Regions from separate parts of the Mus musculus genome. Here region 1 is linked to region 2. A link is a loop called in an ENCODE intact Hi-C map of the cell type or tissue named here. Cell type or tissue: gastrocnemius. All regions are shown on one strand. Region 1 overlaps Aff3 (AF4/FMR2 family, member 3). Region 2 overlaps Aff3 (AF4/FMR2 family, member 3).

Region 1 (8,000 bases), 180 kb after region 2:
CTGAAGCATTCCTTAAGATCAATCTTAACTTTTTATTTCTAGACAAAATTCGAAACGCTTAAAAACAGACGAAAAGGCCTCGCAGGACAGGTAAACACTTTAGTAAGCCAAAGAGGAGCCCTTGGCCTCATGCACTGCAGCGACCATGGCGAATACAGTCGACAGGAACAGATCCCAGCAGTTCAGGGCAGCACTGCTTCAGCCCACTGCTCTGATGAAGTCACCCTCAGTAGGTTAACGTTCAAGTCATTAGTTAATTAATCCCATCAGTGTGTACTGAGCTCCTGTATATTATGTCAGGCAGGATGCTAGGCACAGATGAGACAACCTGGGGGCAGACAATGGCCCTGTACGTCGTGGACTGTCTCAAGCCACCGGGAGTTAGGGGGATGATGGCTTCCTCAGAAATCCCAGGCATTGCCTCAGGGATCTGGCTTCTGATTTGTCCTGGGAACTTTACCAGTCTGGACGTGATTGGGGAAGTCCCAACTGAAGCTCCTTGGTCTGACATGAAGTCACAGAACTCTTCATTTTAAAGGAGCACAGTATGGCATTCTGATACATGTAGTGTAAAATGACTAATACAGGAAAGCCAGCAATTTTATAGTTGCAAATACCATTTCTTTGTGCTGGAAACACTCACAATTCTTTCTCTTAGATATCATCAACTATGGTCACTGCAGTATGCTACAGAACACTAGGATTCACTCTTCTACTTATGTGTGTTCAAGCATCTGTGATTACACTGTTTTCTTTCTGCCTTTCCCAGGATTCCTCCTTTTCCCTCTGCCTTTCCCATGAGTCCCCTGCTTTCCCTCTGCCTGTCCCATGATTCCCTCTGCTTTTCCCCTGCCTGTCCCAGTCTCTGCTGACCTCTGTTCTACTTTCTAGTTCTGAGAGAAGTGTTCTTTATTTTTGTTTCTGTTTGTCAAGATGGGGTTTCTCTGTGTAGCCTTGGCCCCTGGAACTCTGTCGACCAGGCTGGCCTCAAACTCAGAGATCTACCTGCCTCTACCTCTGCCTCCTGAATCCTGGGATTAAAGGCTTTGCCACCACTACTCAGCTGAGATAAACTTTCTTAAAAGATTCCACATCAGAGTGAGATTGCACAGTGCTTGTTTTCTGTTCTGGATTTTCTTCAGTGAACATGATGTCACCCAGACATACACACACACACACACACACACACACACACACACACACACACACACAGAGAGAGAGAGAGAGAGAGAGAGAGAGAGAGAGAGAGAGAGGTCTCCCACATATTGATTGAATTTCTATTGTACACAGCGGCAATCATGGCGCTGCCACATACAAGAGAAGTCCTAATTTTAGTTTTCTGGGGACTCTACACACTGCTTTTCACAATGGTGGTACTAATTTACATTTTCAACAAATGCATGTGTCCCCCCTTTCTGTGTGCTCGTTAACATTTATTGTTGCCTTTTTGATAACTTAGGCAAACACCCTCCCTAATGCAGCCTTGTTGGGAAATAAGTGGATAGGGGGCGGCAGCTCACCATCTGGCAGACAGAAAGCACTTTATGTTAAGTGCTAAATCTTCACAGGAATGCCACTTATAATACATGACATAGTAACACTGAGCATCTTTCCCCCCTAATAAATCTCCCTCATTTCTGAAAAGAAACATAATATTATGTATTGTGGAGCAGAAAATGAGCCTCTAGACATCTGAAGGGTGGAGGGGTCATCTGAGGCTTCAGGAAGACAACAGAGGGGATGCTTAACTTCAAGTGTTCCCACTCTGGGGTATCAGTGGTACAACCTATGGTGTTCTTTGCATCCACCAACCAATATTGATAAAATCTACCGTTTGCATATAAGTATACTGATGTTCTTGGTGAATAAAAACTAGTTCATTTGAATACTAGCTGTCCTCTTAGACATGCGCTAACAGGAGCTAGGGACGAGTATATGGGTTGTTAGCTGATCAGTTGGTTCTGGATGTGTGCTTATGTGTGGGGGAGTACACACGTGTGGCACATTATGTACATGTACATAATGGCCAGGGGACAACCTCAGGTGTCAGTCCATGGGTACCCTCCACTTATTTTTGGAAAGAGGGTCTCACACTGGCCTGGAACTCCATGAATACGCTAGCCAGTAAGCCCTGGGGGCCCCCTGCTTCCACCTCCCCTGAACTGGGATTATAAATCACACTGTTATGTTTAGCTTTTTAACATTGGTTCTAGAAATTACATTCAGGCCCTCATGATTGCACGGCACACACTTTGGTGGTTCAGGCCCCATTGGTTCTTGGTAAGTCTGATAAAATCCCAGCAGCTCTTTGGTTAGGACTGAATTAGCCATGCCTCTAATATCTCAACTGCTACAACATACCCAGTGTGCATGCCTTTTCTGAGATAGAGAACACTTATGTCCCTAAACAGACAATTGGCTTTTCGGACAGTCAACTTGGTTGGGAAGGTATCATATTAGATTTCCAAGCGCAAACTATACATTCTTTCCTTCTGAGGTCACAAATGAAGCTTTCTACAGACTGCAAGTCAACGTTAGGGGCTGTCTTAACACTGGTGAAGCCACCAAGCTCTCACCCACCTCCATTCTGCCCCATGATTAATGTCCTTAGTCATGCAGGGTCCTTTATCAGAGGACCAGGCACAGGCCCTATTTTTCTGACAAGCTGGTCATATCCTCCTGTGAGAAAGAGAGGTCACCTCACTCCTCTGTAAGTATGGAGCCCGTGTCCTGCAGCTCTGCCGGCTCAGTGTTGTGGAATGCTGCCCTTGCATGGTCCTGGGTGCTCCTTCCTCGAGAAGGACGTCCAGTCGAATACAAGGTGCTTGGTCTCACTGGTCCAGCACAGGTGCTGTGTATATCAGTGTCGTTGCAACCATAGGGTGGGAACCCTTCCCTTAACACCAAAACAGCTGACCCTGAGATGGAGGCTTACATTTCCACTCCCAGCTGACCATCACCTCTGCGCTAAGGCCAAAACACAGCATGTACTGGGGAGAAGCAAGCAGGCAAGACTGGAGAAGCACTTCAGAACAAAGAAACAGACGTCCTTGGAGCGTCAAGATCACCAGTGACAGGAAACGGATTCTAGAAAGCAGGTCAGATATAACTGATCCACCAGCAGGCCCAGTCTAGGGCTTGTATTGTACTTTAATGCTTGTTTGTTTTTATATCACATGGCAGATACTGGAACTCTGCTGCAGTGTAAAAAAAACAATAGGAGATGAGCAAGCAGCTGATAACGACTCGGGCGTGTGATCCAGTTACAAAAGCAAGCCGCCACCGCCACCCCCACCCCGGCTAACTGCAGAGCCTCAGTCAATACATCCAGGAAAGACCACAGAATCAATGACAAGGCTAATTTAACAGAATTAAGAAGTGGCGTTAGGGAAAAAAAAATTAAGGAAGTCCACATAACTGCAATTACCATATCCTTTTAATGTTGCTTAGCAACGATATATAAAAATGAGATATAATGTCGGGAACTTAGTTTCCCGGACAGAAACAGTGCCTGCCTCAGCAGGGCTGTAACTCACTTTTCTCCAACTGCAACTCCGTGGGTTGCTGTGGGTGGTGCTACTTCTGTAATACTTTCTCTTACACGGTCATGTGTTTGTGTTAGTGCATTAAAATGCCGGATTTGCTTAATGAGTGCCTGGTGATAATACAGCCACAGAATGAGAGGGCTCTTATTCCATTTGCTTCTGCAGATCACAGGTCCACTCCACAGGCAGGAAAAGTCAACAGGTAAGAAAGGATATAAATCTAAACTCCGAGAGACAACGGGGAAGGAAGGAAGGAAGGAAGGAAGGAAGGAAGGAAGGAAGGAAGGAAGGAAAGAAGGAAGGAAGGAAGGAAGGAAGAAGGCTTTTGTCTGTGTGTGTTTTGAAGGTGCATGGGAAATAGTGTTTCTTGAAGTGTTTTGTTGGTTTTGTTTTGTTTTAACATAAGAAAGATGTTTCTAGAAAGAAGACAGCCTTTGAGGCTCCAAGGCAGATCCCAGGACTTGGGAGGAAAGGTATGTTGGTAAGGAGGGAAAGAAACAGAAGAGGGTATTGGGGGAGATGCAGAGTGACAGGGGTGGGGGTTGTTAAAGTGTCCTGTTCTCGGTGATCTCAGGCAAGGTGGAAAAAGAAAGGCTTCTGTTTCTAACCAGCCTGAACCTCCAGGAAGCAAAAAGGGTTACAGGTGAAAGGAGTGTCACAGGCATGGTTCATGTCATCTTTCTCCATCTTCAATATCTTTCAACAGAACCAGAATAAACTCAAGGACATCACATAATCTATCCACAGACACTCAGCTAGCAAGCCATAAAGCTGAAAGTCAAAAGCCTGTCTGTCTTCAAGAAACTGAACACGGGAGGCAAAGGAGGCTACTCAAGATTGTTGCTGTTGTGTGTGGGAGTGGTCTGGAGTTGCCTTCATTTAAGGTGCAAGGAGCACAAGTGTGCATGTGCGTGTGCGTGTGCGTGTGTTGCTTCTTCTAAATGTGTAAGCAAATGAAACCCAAATCCTTGCCCAGTAAGCCCTGCTATATCTATGTGCACACTGGCCTTGCATGCCCCTGTGGCTTTTGTGAGCTACCTATTCACTGTTATGTGTGGTCATTAACTCCTTTAATATAGGGTTGTATATTCTATTTTAAGGCAGTTTCCTGCCAAATACAGCACTTTCTGGAGGAGTTCTCCAGTAACTTCTGATGGACAATGTGTGGGTAGGATAAAGGTCCCTTCATTTTATAAAAACCCTAGGGGATTAGTCTGCTACATGCTCAGTACCACATGGGCACTAGCATCTATAGTGGGGTATAGTAAGCATGCTCAGTACCACATGGATACTAGCATCTATAGTGGGGTATAGCGAGTGCTCAGTAAGCATGCTCAGTACCACATGGATACTAGCATCTATAGTGGGGTATAGCAAGTGTTCAGAAAGAATGCTCAGTACCACATGGATACTAGCACCTATAGTGGGATATAGCAAGTGTTCAGAAAGAATGCTCAGTACCACGTGGATACTAGCACCTATAGTGGGGTATAGCAAGTGCTCAGAAAGCATGCTCAGTACCACATGGGCACTAGCATCTATAGTGGGGTATAGTAAGCATGCTCAGTACCACATGGATACTAGCATCTAAAGTGGGATATAGCGAGTGCTCAGTAAGCATGCTCAGTACCACATGGATACTAGCACCTATAGTGGGGTATAGCAAGTGCTCAGATAGCATGCTCAGTACCACATGGATACTAGCACCTATAGTGGGGTATAGCAAGTGCTCAGAAAGCATGCTCAGTACCACATGGACACTAGCATCTATAGTGGGGTATAGTGAGTGCTCAGTAAGCATGCTCAGTACCACATGGGCACTAGCATCTATAGTGGGGTATAGTAAGCATGCTCAGTACCACATGAATACTAGCATCTATAGTGGGGTATAGCGAGTGCTCAGTAAGCATGCTCAGTACCACATGGATACTAGCACCTATAGTGGGGTATAGCAAGTGCTCAGATAGCATGCTCAGTACCACATGGATACTAGCATCTATAGTGGGGTATAGTGAGTGCTCAGAAAGCATGCTCAGTACCACATGGATACTAGCACCTACAGTGGGGTATAGCAAGTGCTCAGATAGCATGCTCAGTACCACATGGATACTAGCACCTATAGTGGGGTATAGCAAGTGCTCAGTAAGCATGCTCAGTACCACATGGATACTAGCATCTATAGTGGGGTATAGTGAGTGCTCAGAAAGCATGCTCAGTACCACATGGATACTAGCATCTATAGTGGGGTATAGTGAGTGTTCAGAAAGCATGCCCAGATCAGCCTTATACACTCACAATCCAGGACCTTCCTAATGTACTAATGGATTGGTGGGTTGTAGTTAAGGCTCTTGGTGATTTTAATCAATACTGGCACCTGTAAACCAACCTCACAGTTGCTGAATAAGCCAGGCCTCCTACCACTGGGTGGTCTGCAGTGGAGTGTTCAGTGTGAAGAGCAGGTGAGGGGAGCCAAAGGTAACTCAAAGGCAGCTGAGCATCCTCCTGGTTGCTATACAATGCCAGAAAGTTCTGCTTATCCCCCTCCAGGATTTCTAACCTCACCACACCTGTTCCCTCGCCTCGGAAATCATTTCAACACTTAAGCTGTCTGGCAGTCGCCGAGTATTTGTGGAATACCACAGGGCACAGAGCAATAAAGTTATTGCTTACTGAAGTCAGGAACTAAAGTGAAGGCAAAGTGCAGGATTAGTCAGAACGCCTGGGCAGACCAGGCCCATGTAGAGGCATTAGGCTGCTAATCCTTCAGCTGACTGGGGAGAGTCTTCGCTTTGGTTATTTCTAACACGGCACCCGACAGACTGTGTCCTTGCATTAGTCGAGCTGGGTTGATGCAGCTCCCTATCTCTGCAGGACTAAATTGCCTCTGACCTAGTGGGTTAAGGCAACACACGTTTATGACCTTAGAGGTGAACGCCAGGGTGTCTGCCGGGCCACTTTCTGTCCTGGAAGCTCTGGGAGAATTTGGCCCTTGACCCTTGAGCTCCTAGAGGACATGTGCATGACTGGGCTCATGGCTGACCTTTGTCTTCCTCACCTGCCACCCCTCTGTTTCTCTTTATCTTCATCTCAGTTCACTTCTGAGGGGCTTTGTGGCTAAGCTGCCTTTAGAAGACGCCCCAGGGCCATCTCCAGTTCAAGGCAAGCTGATCAGCAACCTTAGTTGGAGTACAGCTCATAGCCAACTCATGTCTTCTGGAGGCTGGGATGTGGAGGGCATCCTTCTGCCTCAATTTATCTACAGAGATGAATGCAGAGCCATGTATTCTATGGGTATGAATAACACAGTCTGATACTTCGAGAACCCAGTGCTCTACAGGGATGGTGATAAACACGTTAAAATAATGGTTGCAACAACAACAAAAAAATAAGCCTTACATCTCATTATATGATTTATAGTTTACAAGGCACTTTGAATATCCATCTTTCTTGTGAGAACCTCAGACCTCCATTGCAAGACAGGTAAAGAAGGTTTGATTAGCTCTGATTTATAGACGAGAAGACTAGGATGCAGAGGGACTTTTCTTAAGGCCATAAAAACAGCAGATTCCAACCCAGGGATGCAGATATCAGATCTAACACTCTTCTTACCCCTAGTCTGCAAAGAACTCATGGCAAGTGTCCCAACTGCTACACTGCCAAAAGAAGAGATCCTGTTTTCCTTCTGTACATGGGAGCGGGGGAGGAGAGGGGAAGCAGATGTGAGCTTGTCCAGAAACTCAAACATATAATTCATGCTCCTTTCAGAGGAGAGGTTCCAGGCATCAGGTTCTCCACAGACCACACCAGACAGTGACAAGATGGGGGAGTGTTACTTCTGCAAACAGAGTCACTGTGCGGCTGAGAACACCAGAAGATGTGGTAAAGAGACATCCTGGCTGTTGCTCTCCAGAGTCTTTGCCATCCTAAAGGAGGGGTGCTATGTGGTGGCCCAGCCTCCTGTGAACGATGGTAGGTAGGCATGCACATCGAAATGCTGAAGTCAGCCAGGTGGTGGTGGTGGTGCATGCCTTTAATCCCAGCACTTAGGAGGCAGAGGCAGGCGGATTTCTGAGTTCAAGGTCAGCCTGCTCTACAAAGTGAGTTCCAGGACAGCCTGGGCTACACAGAGAGACCCTGTCTCAAAAAAAGAAAGGAAAAAAGAAAGAAAGAAAGAAAGAAAGAAAGAGAGAGAGAGAGAGAGAGAAAGAAAGAAAGAAAGAAAAGCTGAAGTCTCACTTTCTTATAACATGTCACTTACGATGACCATACTGTCATCCTCCCAGGAGTCGTCATTTATATGGAGACTCCATGAGCAGAAATGTCTTTGTTCTTCTACCTTTGATCTCCCAGGGTTTCCTACTAGACAGGAGGAGGAGGTCAACCCCAAGGGAAGCCATGCCACAGTGATTCCTGAAATGGGACCAATCCCGGTTGGTGACCAGGTAAGAGGCGCAG
Region 2 (8,000 bases):
GACTCACGTTACTCTGAAGATGTTTCTTTTCGCAGCTGTATACAAGTCAGTAGGAAAAATGAAATTGTCCTTACACCTGTCAGAGGTTCAGAATCTAATATACCAAAGGTTCTGAAATAAAACTAATGGTCTCAGTGCAGAATACATTTTTCACCCGACCTGTCTTTAAGTGGGAAAATCTAGAGTCTTTACACTTCTATAATAATACCCTGTGTGTTATTTTTCATAGTGTTTTATGACGGTCATGAACAGGCCAATAAACGTGCAATTAAACACTGCAAATGGAAGAGCATCCAGCGCTCCACAGAAATCGGGACTGGCTAATGGCAGAGCCAGAGCTCAGTCGTGTGCACCTTTGTGCTAATAGGTCAGTGTAACAAAAGCGACTGGTGTGCTTGATCCAAACAGGACGTTTCCTTTTCTTTTCTTCCATCAGCATGATCTGCAGACACATAGTCTTGGCCCTGAGCGGCAGCGGCGTGCAAAGGACCTGACACATCGGAGCACAGGAGCTTTAGAGAGGACTTGGGTTTTTTGTTCTCCTTCCTGGCTGAGGGAGCAGAGAGATGAATGGCCTCCCACAGAGAGGCTGGCACACTGCTTTCTGTAATTCCTACCTCTTTGAAAGGCCGTCCTTCCATAGAGCAAGCCTGTTTTGTGCAAAATGGCAGGGATGAGAGCTCACTGTGTTTGAACAAAACAGGTTCCTGGGCGTGGAGCAATCGGGATGATTTGCTTAGAGAAACTGAAATCTACACCAGACAGAGGAGCAACGATGGCATCAAATAGATTTCTCTTTCTTGCGATACCCCCTGTATCATTTGGCATGCCCTAACTGTGTCCTTGGCTTTCAGGTGCTTGTTCCAAAAGAAGGCCGATGGTGCAAGAGGTTGAATGTTTCCTTTTCACACACAAGCTGTTTGTAGTGCTAGCTTTACAGAGCTGGGTGACAAACTCAGCTTCCTGCACGCCAGGCAAGTGTTCTCCCGCCTGCTCCCTTCCAGTCATCACTGTTGGTGGGGGATGTTAGGAGACTGGGGCTCCCAGGTGTTGCTGTCTGCACACACCCTGTTGAAGCAGCTAGACAGTGTTTAAGCAGTAAAGATCCCTACGCAGCTTTGTTCTTTGATGGATACTGACTGGAATCCTAAGGAGCTTGGAACTTGGTGTCTCCAGAGGGGAAGCACCCTACGCCGCATGCGTTTCTGACACCACTCAGAGTACCTTTCTCAGGCTGTGCTGGCTAAGGCAGGCAAGGTTTGAATCATTTAAGCAACTTTTATTGAGATGGAAAACCATCCATCTCACTGCTGTTCTTCTCTGCGTTGGATGTTTCAGCAATCGATTTTAGCAGGGCCTGAAGGTTTCAGTAAGAGAAGGATGTATCCTTTTCCTTCCATCCGACCTTTCTGTTTTTCCATCCATCAGAATAAAGTAGGGACCCAACCTGAATATGCAATGGAAACAGTTCCCTAAGAACAAAAAGGTGGGGTCCAGCTTTGCTGCAGCAAGGTCTCCCTCAGGACAGCAGTGCTGTGGAAAGGTCCCCAGAGTGCCCTGCCTATGACAATAGGGCCTATGCAGACATTCTACTTGTTTCCTTTGATTAAGTCATGCTGTGGGAGATTCACCCTCTCATATGCAGGAATCTTCCCTTCCTCTATAAAATTAAAATCCTTTTAGCTAGGAGAGTGCGCCATGTAATTACCTTACACATGGTAAGCCCCAGTCCCTTCCTGCCATTCACACTTACCATGCTCACGGCCTTCAGTACTGCGTGTTCCAGGGAGCCCTCATTCAGCTCAGGAGGGATAGCTAGCTCTGCTTCTGCTCCTGGCATCATGGGGACAGATGGGACATTTGGTAGATGGGCTGGGTGCTCTGGTCGTGACCGCCTCTTCCATGGAAATACGGGCAGAGGACAGTACATCCTTCAGAGAGCAGCAGGCAGTGCTGGCCTCCAGCCCCACTGGCTTCTAACACAGCAATACGGCTGGCAGGAGCCGGGCTTCATTCCTAGCCAAGCCTTTCACCATGTAGCTCCATGAATTCAGTATTTCTGGACTGAGGCTTCCCATGCCATATCTCTCTCAATTCTCCCCGGCCAAAGCTCCCTGTCACTAATTACAACACCAAATAATACACAGCTCGCTGCTTTGCACTAATAAGACCAGCATCTAAGCTGCGGGTTGAACCAAGCACCGCCGCTCCTTGATATAAATTCTCGGATCCTGTCTTTTCAAAGAAAAGTCTGTTTTCCACCTTCCTCCTGAGGCTGTGGAGTAGTAATTGTCCCTGCTTTTCATGCTTTTGTGGAATGTCAGGGGAGGAGGGGCTGTCAGACTGCTGCTAGTCTGCGCCTGCAGCTTACCAAGAGCAAGCCGACCTTGATTCAGGTTCTAAAATAAGAGCTAACCCCTTCAGTTCATTTGCATCCTCAGAGCACTAACTGCTGCTTAATTGGTAAGAAACATAGGAAGTGAGGTGTGGAAGGCATGAATCTAAGCGCTCTTTCATGCAAGTTTATGGGAAAAGAAAGAAAGATGGAAAGATCCAGGCCCTCCCCTGGGAAAGGTATTTATAAGTCAGCTATATTTATTCAGCACCCATTCTTGACAGCCTGGTGGCTTCAGTTGTCTGAATTGTATGTTTATTCAACCATTAACAGTATTTATAATACAAAAGGATGAATTTCCTTTTTTAAAAAAAGCTATGTGCAGGGGAGTCGTCCCCCTCTGTGGAGAAGGGGAGAAGGGTGGAGGAGGTCTGGTGAGAGCCAGGACCCAGAGGAGAGGGAGAGGGGAAGATGTGACTGGGTTGCAAAGTAAATAACTAAATCAAGGAATGAAACAAACTAACTAAGCCAGAGTGTGGCACCTGTTACTTTTTGGATCTTTCTAGTTGTTTCCTATCAGCTTCTCAGTGGCTCTGCCCTAATGATCTGGCACCCTCCCTTTCTTCTCCTGGCAGCTTTTCTGTTCATCTCAGGCCCCATTGATGCCCCAGTGAAGATAAGCCAAAGAAAGTGGAAGGGGCTGAGGACCTTCTTGACCAGGAAGCTGCCAGGGCAGAAAATGTCAGGTAAAAGAGGAAGAAAAGGAAGTGAGAGAGGAGGAAAAGGAAGTGAGAGGAGGGAAGGAAAAGAGGAGGAAAAAATCCAATGGGAAAGGGGAGGGCAGGAAGGGTTTATTTGCATCACTCGCCTAGGGATGGTACTGCCCATAGTGGGCTGGGCTCCTACACCAACGGACACTCAAGAGAACGCCCCATAAACATAGCCTCAGGCCATTTCTTATGGAGACAGTTGCTTAACTGAGGTTTCCTCTTCCCAGATGTGTCAAGTTAGAACTAATTATGACAGAAGGGAAGGAAGAACGGGGGATGTGGGAGTACACATGAAGGGGGAAGAAGAGGAAAAGCTGATGGGAACTAAGATAAGGAACTAAGAGGGAAGAGAAGGGGCGGGAAGAGGAGCAGGTGTGACCATAGTCACAGTAGTGGTGGTTGTATTGGTCCACCATGGGCTTCTCTCCTCTGACTCTGGAGAATAACAGAATGAACTCATCAGTATATCCTGGCTGTTGCCTGTACCTGGCACATAGTAGGTGCTTTGTATATAGCAGCTGGGTGTGTAAGACATTTTGCATGTTAGGTGACTTTGGTCTCTCGAGGGACAGCTATTTTCATGGCTTAAAGGGAGAGACAATGTTGGTTCTTGGCCTTTCGAGTTTTTAGACTCTTCCCACAGCTTTCTTAGGCCAGTGGCTGTTTCTGTTGTGTGTTTATTTTTCTAACAGAGATTGCAAATCATTTGGGGGTAAGTGGACACTCCTCTCCATGCAGGGGGGTGTGGAAGAGTGCTTTTCCATTTCATTCTACCATATCCCTAAGAGAACAAACAGTCCCAGCACAGGCAACAGCCAGAGCTACACGGCCTGCCAACAGGCTCAGCCTCTTCACTGGTACAGACAAGGAATATAACGAGAAACATTTCCACTCATAAAAAGTTCTAGAAACTTCACATATTGGGCTGCTCTTTCTGACTCAGCCCTCTATTTTGACCACTGGGGAAGTCATTAAACTTATTTTCTCATACATACTTGTTTTTTCTTCTTATCTTTACTATGCTCCCCATATCATCTACTAGAAATATTTGGTGTTTTGGGCACCCCAGTGCCTAACACTTCTGTTACCAGCTATGAGTCGAAACCACAAATGCTACGATCACCTTAATTATCACTCTAATTGTGTCTGTTTTCAAAAATGACTAAAATTCACAGGGACAATTTCCACACAAAGTCCGAGAGAGACCACCTGACTGCCGTCCCAAGGGCCAATGAGCTCAGCAAAGGGAAAGCGACTAAAGTGGGTGCTGGAGCAGCTGAGGGGACGGGAGGGGAAGGCTGCATGCAGGGAGCTGGCACGCAGTTCCAGTAACCAGATGAGGAAGGGAGACCTCCCTCGCTCCCCAGATTCAGTTACCTTAGCACGTGATTTTTAAATGACACATCTGGCTTCCAACCCTAGAACTCTGTGCCCTGGTTAATGTATAAAAGTCTAATTAATACGTAAAAGATTACTACTCGACTTAGGTCTGACAGAGAAGCAGGCAACACATTCTATACTTGGGTGAGGATGAGGGAGGGCTGTCAAACAGTGAGCAGGGCTGTGATCCCAGCAGGGTGCCTGGGGTTCCCCAGATGTTGCTGCTTGTGTGGCACCCCAAACGAGGGAGGCAGTCATCACTGGTATTATTGATCTTTCTGAGAACGGGCTGGGATATCTTGAGAGCACGTTATAGTCTGACTTTCAGAGGGCTTTTGGCTTATAGTCTGTCACTGCAGTTGAACTGTAAGCCACCGGAGGGCAGGAATCTCCTGCCTGCTGTTTCTGGAGACTTCATTTATCCTGCCACATGTGGACATGCATTGTACTGCATGCTTTTGGGTCAGCTAACAACTGAAGGCAGGATTCAAGCTGAACTCATGAAACTCCACCTTCTGCCTCCTTGACACCTGCTTTCTCCCTGGAACACTAAATTATCTTCAGTCTCCAGAGCATGGCTGGCCAGTCTTCTTACTCACCTTCCACTCCTTTCTCCTTGCGAGCTGGTGCTGGCTATGGGAGATGCATTCAGGTTTTAGCAGTAGAAGTGGACAGATGATGTGGGGTTGGTTGTTCTGTATCAGGCCTGTTTACGCTGTTACAAAGAACCCACATCTTGCCAGAAAACAGCATTCAGGGGTAAATCAACATTATTCTTTGGCCATCCTAAGAAGCACTTTTGGTTCTGTAAATCTGATATCCCTTAATCCATATCCTTAGAAATAAGACTCACCGGGGGCTGGACAGAGAGCTGAGCAGTTAAGAGTATACCCTGCTCTTGCAAAGGGCTTGCGTTTGGTCTCAGAACCCACATTGGGCGAGCGATCCACGAATACCCACACTCATGGACACATACCCAGACAGATACATACATAATTAAAGAAGAAATAGGCCCATCAGTTCAGTTTGCCTCAGTTTCTTGAGGCCTTGGGTGCTAAACCCATTATCCCTGGTGATCCTGTTTACCCAGGGGTGGCCACAAAGTTAGGGCTTCCTTTGAGAAGGACATTTAAGTGACCGTATCGTGCAAGGGCAAATAGCCACATCAAAAATGGGAGGCAGCGATCTTTTTCTACGTCCTTCCCCCTCACCATATTAAAACTTACATGTCATCGAAGATCAGTTTCTGTCTCTTGCAGTCCCTGTGGCCATTGGAACCTGGAGACCATGGCTCCGTCTGGGGCCGTGACTTGCTATGGAGGGTGCCATTTTCAGAACTGTTGTGAGATGCCTTCTAAATAAAAAATGAGACAGAAGCCACTGAGGCATGGCTACTTGGCCGAGAGAGCGACAGATACCTTTTAACCCAGAGAATATCACTCTGCTCTGTACTAGACATGATGGTGATTTTGTTTCAATAAAGAAAAAGTAACAGGTTGTGTATTTTTTTATCCAAAATACTGGGGACCACAAGTGATTTTTTTTGGGAGGTAGAACCCAAGTCTAAGTATGAAACTCGTCTGTTTTTCTCCCCACGCATGTAGTGATTAGATATACATTAAAACAATTGTATGCTGTATGTTTTAAAACAGTTTTGTGAATCTATCCTAGGAGGAAGTCAGGTGTGGAATGACCCGATTGCAGAATTAGAATTATGTTGGTGTTCAGCAAGTTTCAGATCTTGGAACCCTGTGGCTTAGGGATGCTCAGCCTGTGCATGTCTAGGGATCAAGCTGAGGACTTCTGCACCGTTGTCAATTCTGTTCTCACGGTAATATAAAAAAGGGTGTCTTATGCTCCTTCCATGGATGGGAGAAAAGACTGGGTGGGTTAGGCAACTTTCTCAAGTTCAAATAGTAACCATGGGTGGAGGACCTGGGCTTGTATTTTTCCCAATTTAGATACATAACAGAATCATATGGAAGCCTGCTAAAACAGATCGCTGACTTAGCTTCTCCTTTAGTAGATCTAGGGTAGGGTTTAAGGATTCTCTCTCTCTCCCCCCCCCTCTCTCTGTGTTTCCCTGTCTGTGTCTCTCTGTCTGTCTCTGTCTCTGTCTCTCTCCAGATAAGGTCTTAATATATAAATCTGGGCTGATTTTGAACTACCTCAGCCTGCTGAATGCTAGGATCACAGGTGTGTGCTGCTGCCACAGTCCCCGTGAGAATCTGGATTTCTAGGCTAGGGACAGAGTGGCGGGCTCAGTTTCACTGGGTTTATTTAGAAAGAAAGGGCCTTGACAAACCGTGAGGTCCCCAGCAATCGTCTGCAGCTGACTCTCAGCCTTTGGCTCTTTGTTGGAAGACGCTGAAGTCAACAACCCGTTGCCGTGAGGTCGGCTGGAAGAAGTCAGGTCCTCGCTGGCGTATTTGTGTTTACATGTGTCTGAGAGTGGCGAAGTGGGCGACCGGAGCATCTTTTCATTTTTGTTTATTGGTATTGCCAAGCTGAAAAGAGAAACAGCAACGGAGCGTCCCAGTCTGCACAGGGAAGAGAGGCCGTGCTTCTTGTACTGCCCAGCCTCTCACTTAACATCTGTTGGCAGGAAGAAGTTTCTTGGGAATTACTTTGGAGAAGTGACTTTATGGCACCAGGATCACAGTAAACAATAAACAGAGCTCATGCTTGGTTTCTTTACTTTATCGGGACGCCCAGTAATCTGGAGCTCCTGCCAATGAAGGACTGAGAAGAGTAACATGTTCACACTCCCAGTGCTCCATCAAGGGGTCTACAAATACTGAATAAGTGAGCTGTTCCTCACGAGCCTGAGTAGCTGGGAAAAGCCAAGCAACAGTCAACAGCAGTAAGCTGTACTCAGTTTCTTAGAGGATCCCCGCCGGCCAGCGACTGAGTCTGTAGGATACAGTCACAGAACATCAGGGTGACTCCAAGGCCTGAAGCCACCTTCCAACCACTGAGTGTCTGAATTCACCAGGCACCGATCAGAATAAACACACAACAAAGCAACTGGTACCTGAAACCACAATTTCTGATCCTCAGCTCTTACTTTTTACCTTAAAGACGATTGTCTAGTCTTAAACAGAATTTCTCCAAATCAACCATCAGAGAAGACAGACAGACTGACACTAAAGTCTTACCGTGCCTACGATGATGCTTCCTGCTGGGGAGCTATGTGTTTTGCATTAGGAAGAAGAATTGTTTGTGAAGGATGTGGTATCCCGAAAGAGTCAATCACTGCTAACCAAAGATGCCCATAGAGTCACCTAATACAATTTACACAACAGAACAGTAAAACCAATGAAGGTTTAGCCGGTGACTCCTGGGGTTACGATGAGTTAATTGTATGTGTTGGTTATCAGAGCAAACAAGCCATTAAGTCACTTCAAAAGCAATTTCCTTAGCTAGTAGTCACAGTGGGGACCTTAAGCACTATCCTCTAAATTAAACAGCAAAGTTCTTTAACATCATGCAAATAGATGCGTGTGGAGACAGAA

Evidence for each region. Hi-C counts contacts between places; a loop is a spot of excess contacts. Peaks named below come from ENCODE experiments on the same cell type or tissue, not always from the same donor. Only the 100,000 strongest peaks of a DNase experiment are listed, where the experiment ranks them.
Region 1: it touches region 2 in a loop (2.3-fold over the local background); 2 of 42 quality-filtered maps call a loop at or near these places.

The regions. Positions count from the first base shown.
Region 1 is chr1:38,381,415-38,389,414 of GRCm38, forward strand. All of the region lies in intron 5 of Aff3 (AF4/FMR2 family, member 3), which reads right to left. Among named protein-coding and RNA genes, the nearest start is that of Gm16150, 170 kb to the left of the region's middle. In gastrocnemius, no CTCF peak of the experiment used is centred here; no DNase peak of the experiment used is centred here.
Region 2 is chr1:38,198,100-38,206,099 of GRCm38, forward strand. It overlaps Aff3 (AF4/FMR2 family, member 3), which reads right to left. Exons shown (of 22, transcript NM_001290814.1): 14 at 6,791-6,992; 15 at 5,712-5,839. Among named protein-coding and RNA genes, the nearest start is that of Gm16150, 17 kb to the right of the region's middle. In gastrocnemius, a CTCF peak has its summit at 4,868 (motif pointing right); DNase peaks (open chromatin) are centred at 566, 916, 1,960, 2,896 and 1 more place; H3K27ac peaks cover 2,237 bases.